2 separate regions of the Homo sapiens genome follow, and region 2 is linked to region 1. A link is a contact called in ENCODE Hi-C or POLR2A ChIA-PET data. All regions are on one chromosome and are shown on one strand. Each heading gives the region's core, a stretch centred on a gene start or an enhancer-like site at or near the end of the contact. The rest is flanking DNA. Distances are from core to core; before and after follow the strand shown.

Region 1 (6,872 bases), core at 689-3,188:
TAAAATGAAACCCTTCAAAATTAGGAAATGGAACAACTCTTTTTTTTTTTTTTTTTGAGACAGTCTTGCTTAGTCATGTTGCTCAGTGCAATGGCGCGATCTCGGCTCACTGCAACCTCTGCCTCCCGGGTTCAAGCGATTCTCCTGCCTCAGCCTCCTGAGTAGCTGGGATTACAGGCACCTGCCATCATGCCCAGCTAATTTTTGTATTTTTGTAGAGATGGGTTTCACCATGTTGGCCAGGCTCATCTTGACCTCAGGTGATCTGCCTGCCTCGGCTTCCCAAAGTGCTGGGATGACAGGCGTGAACCACCGCACCCCACCAGAAATGGAACAACTCTTAATGAGTGACATGAGCTACCAGATAAAGGAACACTATATAAATTTCAGGGTCCAGGGTCCTAGAAGTGCCTGGAGCTGAGCCCCTGCTCCCCAAGTCTGTACACATGCACCCTGGGTGCTCAAGCCACAGGCCCTGTTGTAATGGGAAGAGAGAATTCCCTCTTGCAGGAAAGCGGGCTACAAAGATGAAGGGTGGTGGGTGGCAAGAGAGGCCCGGACACACCCTGGGCCCAAGCCTCACTGGTAATGGTTGGAGGGTGGTGGGAAAAGCCATAGGAGATTCTGGGGGAGGTCACAGGGATGGGGGTGAGAGCGAGCTAAGTGGTAGCCAGTGGCGGGGCCCCTGGTGGTTGGGTTTTATTGGGAATGAGGCCGGGCAGGGAGTGACTATAAGACCCAGCTGGTCGTGGCAGAGGTGGGAAGGGAATTTAGGGAACTTGCTCTCTTGGCTTCATGTCTGGGGACACAGCACGGGTGAGGCTGGTGGGTGGGTTGACCTGCTGGTGGTCCCTTCAGACCCCTGTCCCAGTTAGTCCCTGGGGACCCGTCCCTTTGGACCTGACTCCTTGGGGTTGAGTTTCCCCTTTCACCTGGCCAGGATTTAGCATCTTCTTCTGGAGGAATGAGGAGGTTTGGGTGACCTGCCTCTTCCTCTTTCACCTGGCCAGGCTTTAGCATCTTCATCTGGAGGAACAAGGAGGTTTGGGTGACCTGCCTAGTGCCAGGGCAGGACGACTGCCACCCTGAGTCATGTTCTGCTGGTGTCTTTCAATTAGGCAGGAAAGCTCACTTCACAAGGAGCTTCTGTGTCACTGGAGTTATATGGAAATGAGGACATCAACGCAGCCCTCAGGGGCATGCGGGAAGAAGCAGAGGATGGGCCAGAGAGGGTCCTCCCTACCCTCCTCCCAGGTTTGGCCCTCTAGGCCACTCTACCCACTGCATACAGGGATGGGTGTGGTGCCCAGTTCCTCACCCTCTGGGACATAGAACTCCACCTACCCACAAAACCCACTTCCTCAGAAGCGTTAGGGCTGCCTCGGTGCCCTAACTGCAGGTGTGCAGGGCGGGGCTGAGGAAGAGGCAGTTAGGGCTGAACCCAGCAGGAGGGAAGCAAGCTCGCCCAGCTCTAGGTTTCTTGTGAACCCTCAGGACCTGCCTTTGGAGGCAGGTCCTGAGACTGCTGGAAGAAATGAAAATGATGACGATTACAAAGATGAAGGGAGAGAGTGTTAATGAATCACAGATCTTCCTTCCCCTATCAGGTCACCTTGTGTCAGTTTAACAATGACCACCCCCCCCCCAAAAAAAAAAAGCCACACACACACACACTGAGAAGGGAAACACTTTGTTTTTCTGCACTGTCTGAGCTCCATCAGATAATGGAACTGCTGAGCTCTCTGTTCTGCCACTCCACATTGATGGATTTCATGGCAGAGTAACACTTTGGAAATGAAAGTTTCTCTTCTACTTCCTAAGTGAGGGAGACCCAGAATCCAAGAAAGGATCCTTGGCTCAGGAAATCATCTGCCATCGGTGGCCAGGGGCAGCTGGAGCGTCAACATCTAACCTGTGGGAAGATGTACCCTCTGCAATAGGCCCCTCTGCCCCATCCCCAGAAGTCCCCAAAAGTTTCCAGGAGTGTCAACAGATGGGGGAGGGATCAGCCACTCTCACCCTCTGAACTGTGAGGGTTTCTCTTCCCATTTCTCTAGGAAGCAGTGGCCATGTTGTTGCCCAAAGCAGATGTCAAAAGAGAAACTTAGAAGAGGCTTCTGAGACTAGCAACCCTCCCACTCAGGATGGAACCAAATTCAGGGAGCACGTCTCCCCACACAGCTGAAATTAATGCAGAGGTGAACGCCTTCTCCCTCGGAAGCAGAGCAAGAATGATTCTTGATTACACTGAGCCTATGGAACAGCCCCCACTGTTCAAGAGCCAAGATTAGTGTGAAGCACCTCTCAATCATTTAAGATTTGATTGTTTAACATGAGGCTGGGTGGGTTCGTCTCAGTGCTGATGTCAACAATCGACCCCATCGTCCACATGGCTCCCTGGGTTGCACCATGAGCCAGCCACTGCTGCTTCTGGGTGCCAGGCTGTCCGGCAAATCCTCTGACCCCCGTCTCTCCCTTCTAGATTTTTCTGAGCTGCCACTTCCTCTCACCCTCCAGGCAGGCAGAGCCTGAAACCCCCTCTCTCAGAAAGGGTTGCATCAAACTCATTTGATGCACACAAATTCACCGAGGGAGAATCCTTTGACAAGCAGGCTCTGGGGCCCTGGGGCTGGGGCTTGAGAGCCTGGGTCTCTAACACACCCAGCAGTTGCTGATGGCGGGGCCAGAGCTGGAGTGGCCAAGGTTTTAGAGCAGTACTTATGGTGGGTCTCTCTCTAGCTGGGCCATCCTTGAGGCCATCCTCTTCATTTCAGATCAGTTTGCCCCCTCCCCATTTCTCAAAGCTGCTTACTGTTTGCTGGAAGGGAAGGCTGGACTCCTCCACCCCACCTTCCACCCCCACCTTCCTTTCCCCTCCGCCCCACACCCGTTTCTCTGCTCCCTAGTCTGTTTCCTGTACAACTTTAGGACATGGCCTTCATTCATGTTACCTTTCTGTTGTTGTTTTTTTATGAGCTTTAGTTAAGATAACTAATTGCTGCAGACAAAACCAGCTCAAAACAATTTAATCCACACTTTGAGAGAGGGAGAAAGAAATGCACTCTGCAGAGGAATCTGAAGAATGTAGAGAACCATCCAATCAACGACTATTCCAAGCATTTCCCTGAGAATGCAAACTTCCACCCACCTCAAGCCCTCCAGGAACTTGCCATTTTCACCACATCACTATGCAGCGTCACACCAGGAAGTACCCAGAAAACTTCGCACGATCCTCCGGAAGCCTCACCCCTTATCGGTGACCACCCTTCTGCTATATCCAGTCTTTTTCTCAGCATAAGTGTTTTACATACTTGATATCAGAGTGTAATTTAAAATCTATTTCTTGACTTTTTTACTTAATAAGTTTTTAACTGTCACTAAAAATTCCTGAAAAAATGTTGTATAACTCTTTCCGTTATTTACTTAATCATTTCCCTATTGTTGGAGACATAGAATCCAATTTAGGATTTGTTTTGTGGAAGGTTTCTTTGTTGCTGTTTTTTGAGACGGAGTCTCGCTCCGTCACCCAAGCTGGAGTGCAGTGGCGCAATCTCGGCTCACTGCAATCTCTGCCTCCCGGGTTCAAGCGATTCTCCTGCCTCAGCCTCCCAAGTAGCTGGGATTACAGGCGCCCACCACCACTCCCGGCTAATTTTTGTAATTTTAGTACAAACAGGGTTTCGCCATGTTGGCCAGGCTGGTCTTGAACTCCTGAACTCAGGTGATCCGCCCGCCTTGGCCTCCTAAAGTGCTGGGATTACAGGCGTGAGCACCGTGCCTGACCTGTTTTGTGGAACTTTTGAAAGCACAGAGAGGCATGCTCACATCTCATGGACACCACCCGAGTTAGATTAACTTCCTTTCAAACTGGAAGTAGAAGGAGACCATGTTTTCATTTGCCCACTCACTCACTCAGCAAATTTCACAGCATATTCCCCGTGTGCCAGGTATTCAGGGAAAGCCCGTTGTCCGTCTGAAGTCTATTAAGAGGTTAAATAGTCATCAGTCCACTTCAAGCTGGTCGATCGCCTTTGAGCATGGGAGGTAAGAGCTAACTTTGCAGTAAACCGCTCAACACAGAAACCAGCAAGGGCTTCCACATGCAGCCCCGTTCCTGGAGCAACAAATCACAACATCCGTCACTGTAGACTCTGGCCTGACACAGATGGTCCCCACATTCTTGAAGGCAAGGACTAAGAAAGAGTGGGTCAGGGTCCGTTTGGAAATTATTTTCAGGAAGCTGGCCCTCTGAGGCCAAATGGTGGGAGGTGGAGGGGACTAGACTTGGGCGGGAAGAAACATCCTCATCCATCCTCATCCTTATGGAAACCTGTGTCCCAGTTCCCTGTCTGCATCTTCAGGTGCCTCTGGTACAAGTCTATGTGGATGCCTGCCTCAAACTCATCACACAGAAATGCAGCACTCTCGCCCGCTGCACTGTGGCCCCTTCCAAATGTAGCCCCCTTGGAGAGACACGTATCGCCCACTAAGTGGATCCACTGCAGCCTCCACACTATCTGGGTTCCTCTCTCCCTTTCTCCTCCAAGTCAGCAGGTGACAGGCTCGCTTTGCTTGTGCCTTCCAAAGAACAGAGACTCTAGCATGTCTGCCCTTCGATGGGCCGGCTTGGCCTGGCTGTCTCCTGCTTCCTCAATGGTTTCCTGGGAATACCTGCTGGTAGGTGGGGGATGGCCTAATCCCTGCCAGAGACTCCTTGGCCTTTGATCCTGGTGAGCTGTGCTAGTCCACGTGCAAACACAAAGCCTCTGTTCTCTTTTGGAGGCCTTTTGCATAGTCTGACAGCTGAGCTGGAGATCCAGGCAGGCCTGCACTTAGCTGTGCTCTTGCCTCCAAGGACTGTTCCAACGTGGGGCCATGATTCAGCCTCTTTGAGCCTCAGATTCTTCTCTGTACACTGGAGATAAGGATGCCCACCTCACAGGGCTGTTTCAGCGATCAGATCTGTAAAGCACTTAGCGTTATGTGTAGGAAGAACTCAATACATAATATTAATGCTGAGTATAATTACTGTTATTCCTCAGTAGGCTTCCAGGCCTGCCTGCCCTGAGTCCTCTTGGTCTTCCCTGTTTTATCTCCCCAGCTACAGGAGAGAAGTGACTTGCTCTCCATCCCTCCGTCAATGAAGGGGCTAGGCCATGCACTGTGCTTTGGTGCCCACTGTTCTACTTGGTTTACATCAGAGAAGGAAGGATAATATTAGAAATTATATAGATAGGCCGGGCACGATGGCTCACACCTATAATCCCAGCACTTTGGGAGGCCGAGGCGGGCGGATCACCTGAGGTGAGGAGTTCGAGACTAGCCTGATCAACATGGTGAAACCCCATCTCTACAAAAAATACGAAATTAGCTGGGTGTGGTGGCACATGCCTGTAATCCCAGCTACTCAGGAGGCTGAGGCAGGAGAATTGCTGGAACCTGGGAGGTGGAGGCTGCAGTGAGCTGAGTTCATGCCATTGCACTCCAGCCTGGGCAATAGAGTGAGACACTGCCTCAAACAAACAAACAAAAAAAAAGTATATACATGTGGCATAGTAACCTCATTATGAAAACCATAATCTTGGTCATAATCATGCATGAATGTTAGAAAAATATCCAGTAAAATCCCACATTAATCTTTTTTCACTCTGACCATCAGAATTTTCTTGGAAGTTTTCATCACTATTAAGCAGACTCCAAAAATTAAAGTTAATAATGATCTGGATTAAAGATGCAAAATAATTATTGCTTGCATATATGTTGTAGGGGCCAAAGCGAAACCTTTGGCCCTCTGAAGTTTCACTGAAAAATCAACTCGCAAAAGACAGATTAAGGCCGGGCACTGTGGCTCAAACCTGTGATTCTAGCACTTTGAGAGGTTGGGGTGGGCAGATCAGTTGAGGTAAGGAATTCAAGACCAGCTTGGCCAACATGGCAAAACCCTGTCTCTACTAAAAATACAAAAATTAGCTGGACGTGGTGGTGTGTGCCTGTAATCTCAGCTACTCAGGAGGCTGAGGCATGAGAATCCCTTGAACCAGAGAGACAGATTCAGAGGTTGCAGTGAGCCGAGAGCAGGCCAGCGCACTCCAGCCTGGGCGACACAGCAAGACTCTGTCTGAAAAAAAAGGCAGATTAATAGGAGAAAAGGCATACAAAGTTATTCAACGTGTGTATACACAGGAGCCCTCAGAATAAAGAGCCCACCCCCAACAAAGTACAGAAGCTTAAATATACCATCTTGAGGTTACAGAATGAATGGAGGCTCAGAGCATGGCCAAAAAACAATTATGGTAGTCAATCATGTTCTATTGGCAAGACAGATGATGGGAGGAGGAGAAGAGGAGGACTGGCTGACAAAGGTGGTCTTGTTATGTAGATGAAACCTCACAGGTAGCAGCTCTCAGAGAGAATAGATGATGAATGTTTCTTTCAGATCTTTCACGGTGTCAGAATCTCCCAAATTAATCTCTCCTACATGAGGACTAGGGCAGGACTGGTTGCATTTCTGGGGATTCACTAAAGATCTCCAGATGCAAATTTTCCCCACAAAAGACCACTTTGTAGAGCCACTTCAGTCTGCCAGCCCTGTGGCAGCCATCTCGAAATATGTCAGAGCAATATATTTGGGGGTAAAATATTCTGATTTCCTTTAATGTGTAATAATATACCCAGAAAACTTCAGAGAATCCACTGAAAGTCTTATAGAATTAAGAAGAGGCAATCAATACAATACAAACATGGGAAACAACAGCTTTGCATCAGATCAGCATAGAACGGATGTGGGAGAGGAATACTGTTCTCAATAGCACCAATGTACAGAAGCTGAGAATAACATCAGTAAGATGCACATTGGAAAAAAGAAAAACTAG
Region 2 (6,550 bases), core at 2,355-4,854, 560 kb after region 1:
GTTGGCCAGGGGTAACTGAAACCATGGAAACTTGGGGTGAGGGGGGACTGCTGTATGTTAATGCCTTAGCTTAATTATTCTTTCTGCTCCTAAAGGACAATAGGTTGTTTACAGCCTTTGCTATCAAAAACCACACTTGCTGTGAAGGTCTTTGTACATGACTTCCAGCTCAGCGTGCAAATGTTTATCTAGGGAGTGCGGCTGGGCCTTGGCTGCCAGTCCAGCTCCACTTCCCACAGCAGCCTTCAGGTTCGCCCAGGCTCCTCCGCATGCTCCCCTCCCTCAATATTGTCCGCCTTTTTTTCACTTGGGGGGATGGTCTGATGGGTGTGAGATGGTATCTGAGTGTTTTTATGTTCTGCCAGAAGCTAATGTTCACTGACCATTCTGATTTCCTCCCATGCGGAAATCCTTTTTGTGGTTTTTGCCCGTTTTTCTTACTGAATTGTAGGAGTGCTTTTCGTTTTTGTTTTTTTGAGACAGGGTCTCACTGTGTCGCCCAGGCTGGAGTGCAGTGGCGCACAAGCTCTGCCCACTGCAACCTCCGCCTCCTGGGTAGCTGGGATTACAGCCTTGTGCCACCATGCCTGGCTAATTGTAGGAGTGCTTTGAATTTTCTGGAAAATAAGCCTCTCTTAGTTACGAGCATTGCAGACACTGCATCCCGGTTTGTCCCTTGCCCTCATGGGCTTTTAAAATCAAATCAGGCACAATTCTGAATTTTTCTGTCCCGGGAGGATAATTTGCAGAATTACACTTTTGCGGCATTCCTAGTCCTGGCCTGTGTGTCCTGGTCTTTGGGTCATGGACTGGTGCCTGTGGACTCGGCCCCTGTTTATCGCTCTTGCTTGATGCTGCCTTCCTGAGGTGGAGACTGCTGGGCTCTGTTCCCGTCTGTGGCTCCCCCTCTAGTCTGGGAGTGCTTTCCTGTTCAGATAGCTCATTCCAACCTCTTAGTCACTTTGGAGAGCCTCGTTCAGTGAGTCAGCACGGGACCTGGAGCTCGGGGACCCCTCACAGCCAGGCCAGTGCACACTTGGAATCTGCAGTTTGTCTTAGGCCCCTGAAGGTGATTGCTTGACCGCAGAGGAATGCACGGGTCTGGGGAGAATTTGCCCAGCGTGTTTAGAAGGAATGCATTCCTGGAGAAAGTTAAAATTAGAAAAAGCTGCTACATTTCCTGCCATTCAGTCGCAGTTGGCTGGTGTTTGTTTGCACAAGGATTCTTTGGTAACAATCTGCAGTCGGTTTCTGGCGGAATGTGAGGTGAAGTCACGACTGACTTTCGGGATGGAGGTGAGCGGTTTCCACAGGGATCTTTGTTGTGGGAGTGACTGCTTTGTTTTCCGAGTTGTTGCAGAATCATACCGGAGTGGAAAAATATTACCGAAACAATCCCTTGTTGATAGTTAGCAAGAAGATTATTTTATTTATTCTAGAAAACAGCTCTTTAGTGGGAAGCAAATATCGTGGAGCGCATCTCTTTGTAAGCTCGGCTGCCATTTTCCCGTCCCCGCCTCCTTCCTGGGTGGCCACCTCTGATGTCGCCTCCTGAGGCTGGGCTTTTTGGGAAACTCCCTCTGACTGGCACAGGCAGTGGGGTCCAGGTTGAGCAAATACAAATGCAGAATACCCGGGTCCATTTGAATATCCGGGGTAATGTACACTAAAACATTATTAGTTGTGCACCTGAAAATTCGATGTAACCGGCTGTTCTGGGTTTTGTCTAGAGACCTCTCCCGGCCCAGCTACACTTTGAAGCCCGCTCTGTCCTGGTCTCTGGTGGTGCCTGGGCCTCTCCCAGCTGAGCGGGGCATCGCTGGCACCAGGTGGGCTATTGGCACCAGTGGGCACACCTGTGGCTTTGCAGGGTTTTGTCCACTTCTGTGTTGGTGCCCTCCGCCTGCTGGTGCTGGGCTGGGGTCGTGTGCCCACTTTATGGAGGCGGAATGGAGAGGCCGGAGGGTTACCAGCCTGTCCAGTAGTGTGCAGCTCGTAAATGGAACTGTTAGTCTATAGGTCTCAAAGCCCAGCAGCTGGAGGGCACAGGAGAAATTAAACCATCTTCTTCCCTGGGGAGCAAAAAAAGATGGTCAGAAACTCACGCACAGGGAGGAAGTGCTGTGGGGCTGAGAGTCTGGGTGGCAGGTGGGCTATCCCCGAGACCTGGGAACACAGGCTGCGGGGAAGCCTCAGTGTGGGGCTTGAGGGAGAGGCAGTTTTTGCACAGGCAGGGAGGGGACCAAGGAGGCATTCCCTAGTCACAGGGGCAGTGGGCAAATGGGAGGAGGTGGGATATGTATAGGGGAGTTTGAGGGTGGGGCCGCTGACCTGGCTGGAGTGACCAGTGGATGCCATGGAGTCTGTCCACGTGGGGTAGGGCAAACTGCAGAGAACCCCGAAATGGGGCAGGGAAGCCTGGCTCCAAGGGAGGAAGAGGCAGGAAGGAGCAGGCACCCTGTGCTCTTGAGCCGGGGATAATACAATGATGATGAGGCAGTGGGGCTGTAAATTTGGTGGAGAGATGCAGCTGAGACCAGCGGGGAGGTGGTGGATCGGTGGACCTGAGACCAAACTGCCGATTACAGGTGCTTGGGAAGCTTCCTTTTCTGTTCAGGCAGCAGGTGCTATTGATGCAGCTGCTGCTGAGCACTAGTGCAGGCCTAGGGGCTGGGTGGGGATACAGAAGTGAGCAGGACAGGTGGGTTCCTGCCCGCAGGCCATACAGGCCAACTTGCGAAACACCCGGGTGCCAATTACCCAGGGCACTCCACACAGCCCGTTCAAGGTGCTTCTTGTTTTTGTCCCCAGATTTGTGCTTGAGAAGCTCTGAGTTCCCGTCTGTCCACCTGCATTGGCATATGGGTACTCTATAAATCATCCATCCATTCAAACATTGGCTGACTGCACCTGCTATGTTCCAGGTTGTTCCTGGTGAACAGGACAAAGTCCTTGCATTCATGGAGCCTGTTCTGGTGGGAGAAAAAGGAGAGAAGTAAATGACAGATACAAGAATGTCAAGAGCGGTGGACGAGACCAGGGGAGGGAGTGGGCAGCAATGGTGTGCTTGTGTTTTTGATACGGTGTGGTCGGCTGAGTAATCCCTTCCACAAAAAACATATTTCTATCCTAATGCTCAGAACCTGTAGGTGTTACCTTATTTGGCAAAAGGGACTTTGCAGGTGTGATTCATTGAAGGCTCTTGAGATGGTGAGATACCCTGGATTACCCAGATGGACCCTAAATGTTATCACGGGTCTTTTAAGAGGGAAATGGAGATCTTACCACAGCAGGAGGCCCTGGAATGGTGGGAGCAGAGACTGGAGTCCCGAGCTTTGAAGATGGTGGAGGGGCCCTGAGCCAGGAATCCAGGCAGCCACGGGATGCAGGAAAGGGCAGGGCCACAGAAGCAGCTCACCCCCTCGGAGCCTCCAGAAGGCACTGGCCCTGTCGTCAGCCCAGTGGGCCTGGTTTCAGATTTCCAGCCTCCAGAACTGTTGGAGAGTCAATGTGTGTTTTAAGCCACTAAGTTTGTGGTAGTTTGTTACAACATCGATAGGAAAGTCACGCAGGGTTCTGCGGCTTTGAGGGAGTTACGTTTGAGCAGAGCCATCTGAGGTTGGGGCTGGGCTTCCCTGCTGACACGTGGGCTGGGGCCACAGAGCCTGAACCAGGATCCAGGCCTAGCTAAGGGTCAGGAATCCCTGCTCTGGCAGTTGTCCTCAGCCTGGAAGTGACCCACAGGGCATATACACGTGTATGAGTTTTCGTTTGTTTGTTTGTTTGGTGCGGGGCAGGGTCTCATTCTGTCTCCAGGCTGGAGTGCAGTGGTGCAATCATGGCTCACTGCAACCTCGACCTCTGGGCTCAAGTGATCCTCCCACCCCAGCCTCCTGAGTAGCTGGGACTGCAGGCACACATCACCATGCCTGGCTAATTTTTTTTTTTTTAACTTTTTGTAGAGACGAAGTCTTGCTGTATTGCCCGGGCTGGTCTCAAACTCCTGGGCTCAAGCAATCCCCCTGCTTTGGCTGTCCAAGGTGTAGAAATTACAGGCATGAGCCACTAAGCCCTGTCCTTTTCAGTGTAAAAATGTCAGATGAGGAATCAATCCCCTTTGCTGAGTATAAGTGTATCTTATTAACAGAAGAAAATATTTGCTTGGCTTTCTAAATTGGGAATTTCTAACAATCCGTAACAGCCCACTGGCTTTGACCAGAACCGACTGAGTGCTCAGGACCAGAACCGACCGAGTCCTCAGTTACATCACTCAGCTGAGTGCCTGTGTCGTGGACAGAAAACCCAGTGGTCTAGCACCATTTACCATCTGTCCTGGTTTACAACCCCTGAAAGCAGAGCCTGAGACAAGGACTTGGGTGCTGATGTTTTCGGGGAGATGACTGGTCCCAGCAGTCCATCCAAATAGAAGAGGGTGAGAAGAGGGAAGAGGAAAAGCTAATCGGGGGTCAGCTACTGAGCTAGTGGCCACTGTTAACCAACTATTAGGGCTCCATCATGCTGGAGACGCATTTGAGGAGCCATGAGACTATGCCCTAGAATTGTCTTTCTGGAGGCCAGGAGGCGGGGGCGTCGACCCCAGGGCAGCCCTGGGGGCTATATGTCTGCAGCGCATCCTCCATCCTGCAGGCTGACCCGGGCTTGGGGCTGTGGTGTGCTGGGATAGCGGAGCACCTGCAGATCACACCCCCTATTTGGAGAATATCTTGACAGCGCAGCAACAGAGTAGTGAGTGTACAAAGATCTACTATAGCTGGCCTTCACTTCCACGAAGTCCTCACTTTGTGGCTGTCCCCTGGGAGTCATAAGAAAGGCACATAGTTTAGCTCCATCCACCAAGATTTGAGTCACCTGCCAACATCTGCCTTAATGACTTCACAGACAGTCATTGTGGCGGAAGCTGTTTAGAAGAATATGGGAGAAAGTCAAAAGTGTGCGTGAATGAAGGGGAATGAAGTGGGAAAACGCATCTCACCTGCATACACATTTTTGACTCTTGTGCACAAGCATTTTTGACCCTCTGTGCACAGCTGTTTTTGACACTTGTGCATAAGCATTTTAGACCCAATGCACACAGTCGTTTTTCACTCTCTGTGCACAGGTGTTTTTGACCTTCTGTGTGCAGGCATTTTGACTCTCCGCGCACAGGTATTTTTGACCCTCTGCGCACAGATATTTTTGACCCTCTGCGCACAGGTGTTTTGACTGTCTGTTTGTAGCATCCTCCCTTGATGTATGTTCGGGTGAAGCAGCCCTCGATGCACACCTATGAGCTCAGGGACTGTGCGCAGGTGAACCAGCCTGTGACACACGCCTACGAGCTCAAGGAGCACGGTGCAGGTGAACCAGCCTGTGACACACGCCTACGAGCTCAAGGAGCATGATGCAGGTGAACCAGCCCTGGATACACGCCTATGAGCTCAGGGTCCATGTGCAGGTGAACCAGCCCTCGACACACACCTACGAGAACAGGGACCATGTGCAGGTGAACCAGCCCTTGATATACATCTATGAGCGCAGAGACCACAGTGCAGGTGAACCAGCCTCTGACACTCATCTACGAGAATAGGGTCCACGTGCAGGTGTACCAGCCCTTGATATACACCTATGAGCTCAGGGTCCATGTGCAGGTGAACCAGCCCTTGACACAAACCTATGAGCTCAGGGTCCATGTGCAGGTGAACCAGCCCTCCACTCACACCTATGAGCACAGAGACCATGGTGCAGGCGTTATCTCTCTTATTCATGAGGAGGCCCAGTCATTCCCTCCCTACCCTGAGTTGAGGAGGAAGGATAAGACTTAACTGTGGTCCCAGCATTTAGTGGCAGAGCCAGGATTTGAGTCCATATTTAAATAAGGTCCAAGTCTTCAACATACTGATGTTTCCCAGATATTTTCAGCCTCCTAAAGGTTTATTAGGGGGACAAAACTCTTTCAAGACTCCGTCACAAACATTCGTAGTCTGATTCAGGCAGGAATGTTAACTTCTACTTTCAAAGACTTGTGATTTTATAACCTGCCATGGGAAAAGGAAATGCAGGATTGGAGCCTGGTCTGGAATCTTACACCCTCACTTGTCCACGTCCTGTCTTACTGCAGCCTGTGTGGTCTTGGGATTGTTCTGTTTGTGTTTGTCGTTACTCTGCATATCATGGCTGGTGGCTTTGGGTTAGGATCCCAGCTTTTCACTTCCTGATCTCGGGTGAGTCTTTGAAACCTGGTCAGCCTCAGTTCTCTTATCTGCTAAATGATGGCATGATGATACCTGTCTGGCCTACCTCATAGGGTTGTGAAAAGCGACCGAGAGGCCAGATGGGAAAGTATGTTATCAACTAGGATACATTATGCTAATGATTTTATTTTTTTTTTTTTTGATGAAGTTTCACTCTTGTTGTCCAGGCTGGAGTGCAATGGCTCAATCTTGGCTTGCTGCAACCTCAGCCCCCCAAGTAGCTGGGATTACAGGCATGTGCCTCCATGCCCGGCTAATTTTTTGTATTTAGTAGAGATGAGGTTTCACCATGTTGGTCA

Evidence for each region. A loop is a pair of places that touch in the nucleus more often than their neighbours do. ChIA-PET counts read pairs that join two places held with the same protein, here RNA polymerase II (POLR2A). Pooled maps may share reads with other maps.
Region 2: a map of PC-9 shows a loop between it and region 1 (8-fold over the local background). The contact joins two enhancer-like sites. A Hi-C loop is called at or near these places in 1 of 168 maps with a recorded cell type or tissue (PC-9) and 2 of 50 pooled maps. POLR2A ChIA-PET finds 5 or more read pairs at or near these places in 1 of 52 experiments (PC-9).

The regions. Positions count from the first base shown.
Region 1 is chr2:234,424,738-234,431,609 of GRCh38, forward strand. No RefSeq gene overlaps it. Among named protein-coding and RNA genes, the nearest start is that of LINC01891, 26 kb to the right of the region's middle. RefSeq lists enhancers at 2,720-3,919, 3,569-4,140, 6,112-6,663. Within about 2 kb of position 1,939, at least 13 of the 41 ENCODE cell types and tissues checked have a DNase peak (open chromatin) inside an H3K27ac peak, as active enhancers do.
Region 2 is chr2:234,980,432-234,986,981 of GRCh38, forward strand. The region is part of intron 1 of SH3BP4 (SH3 domain binding protein 4); the gene reads left to right. Among named protein-coding and RNA genes, the nearest start is that of SH3BP4, 32 kb to the left of the region's middle. RefSeq lists enhancers at 1-644, 3,029-3,743, 3,474-3,768, 3,744-4,457. Within about 2 kb of position 3,605, at least 2 of the 41 ENCODE cell types and tissues checked have a DNase peak (open chromatin) inside an H3K27ac peak, as active enhancers do.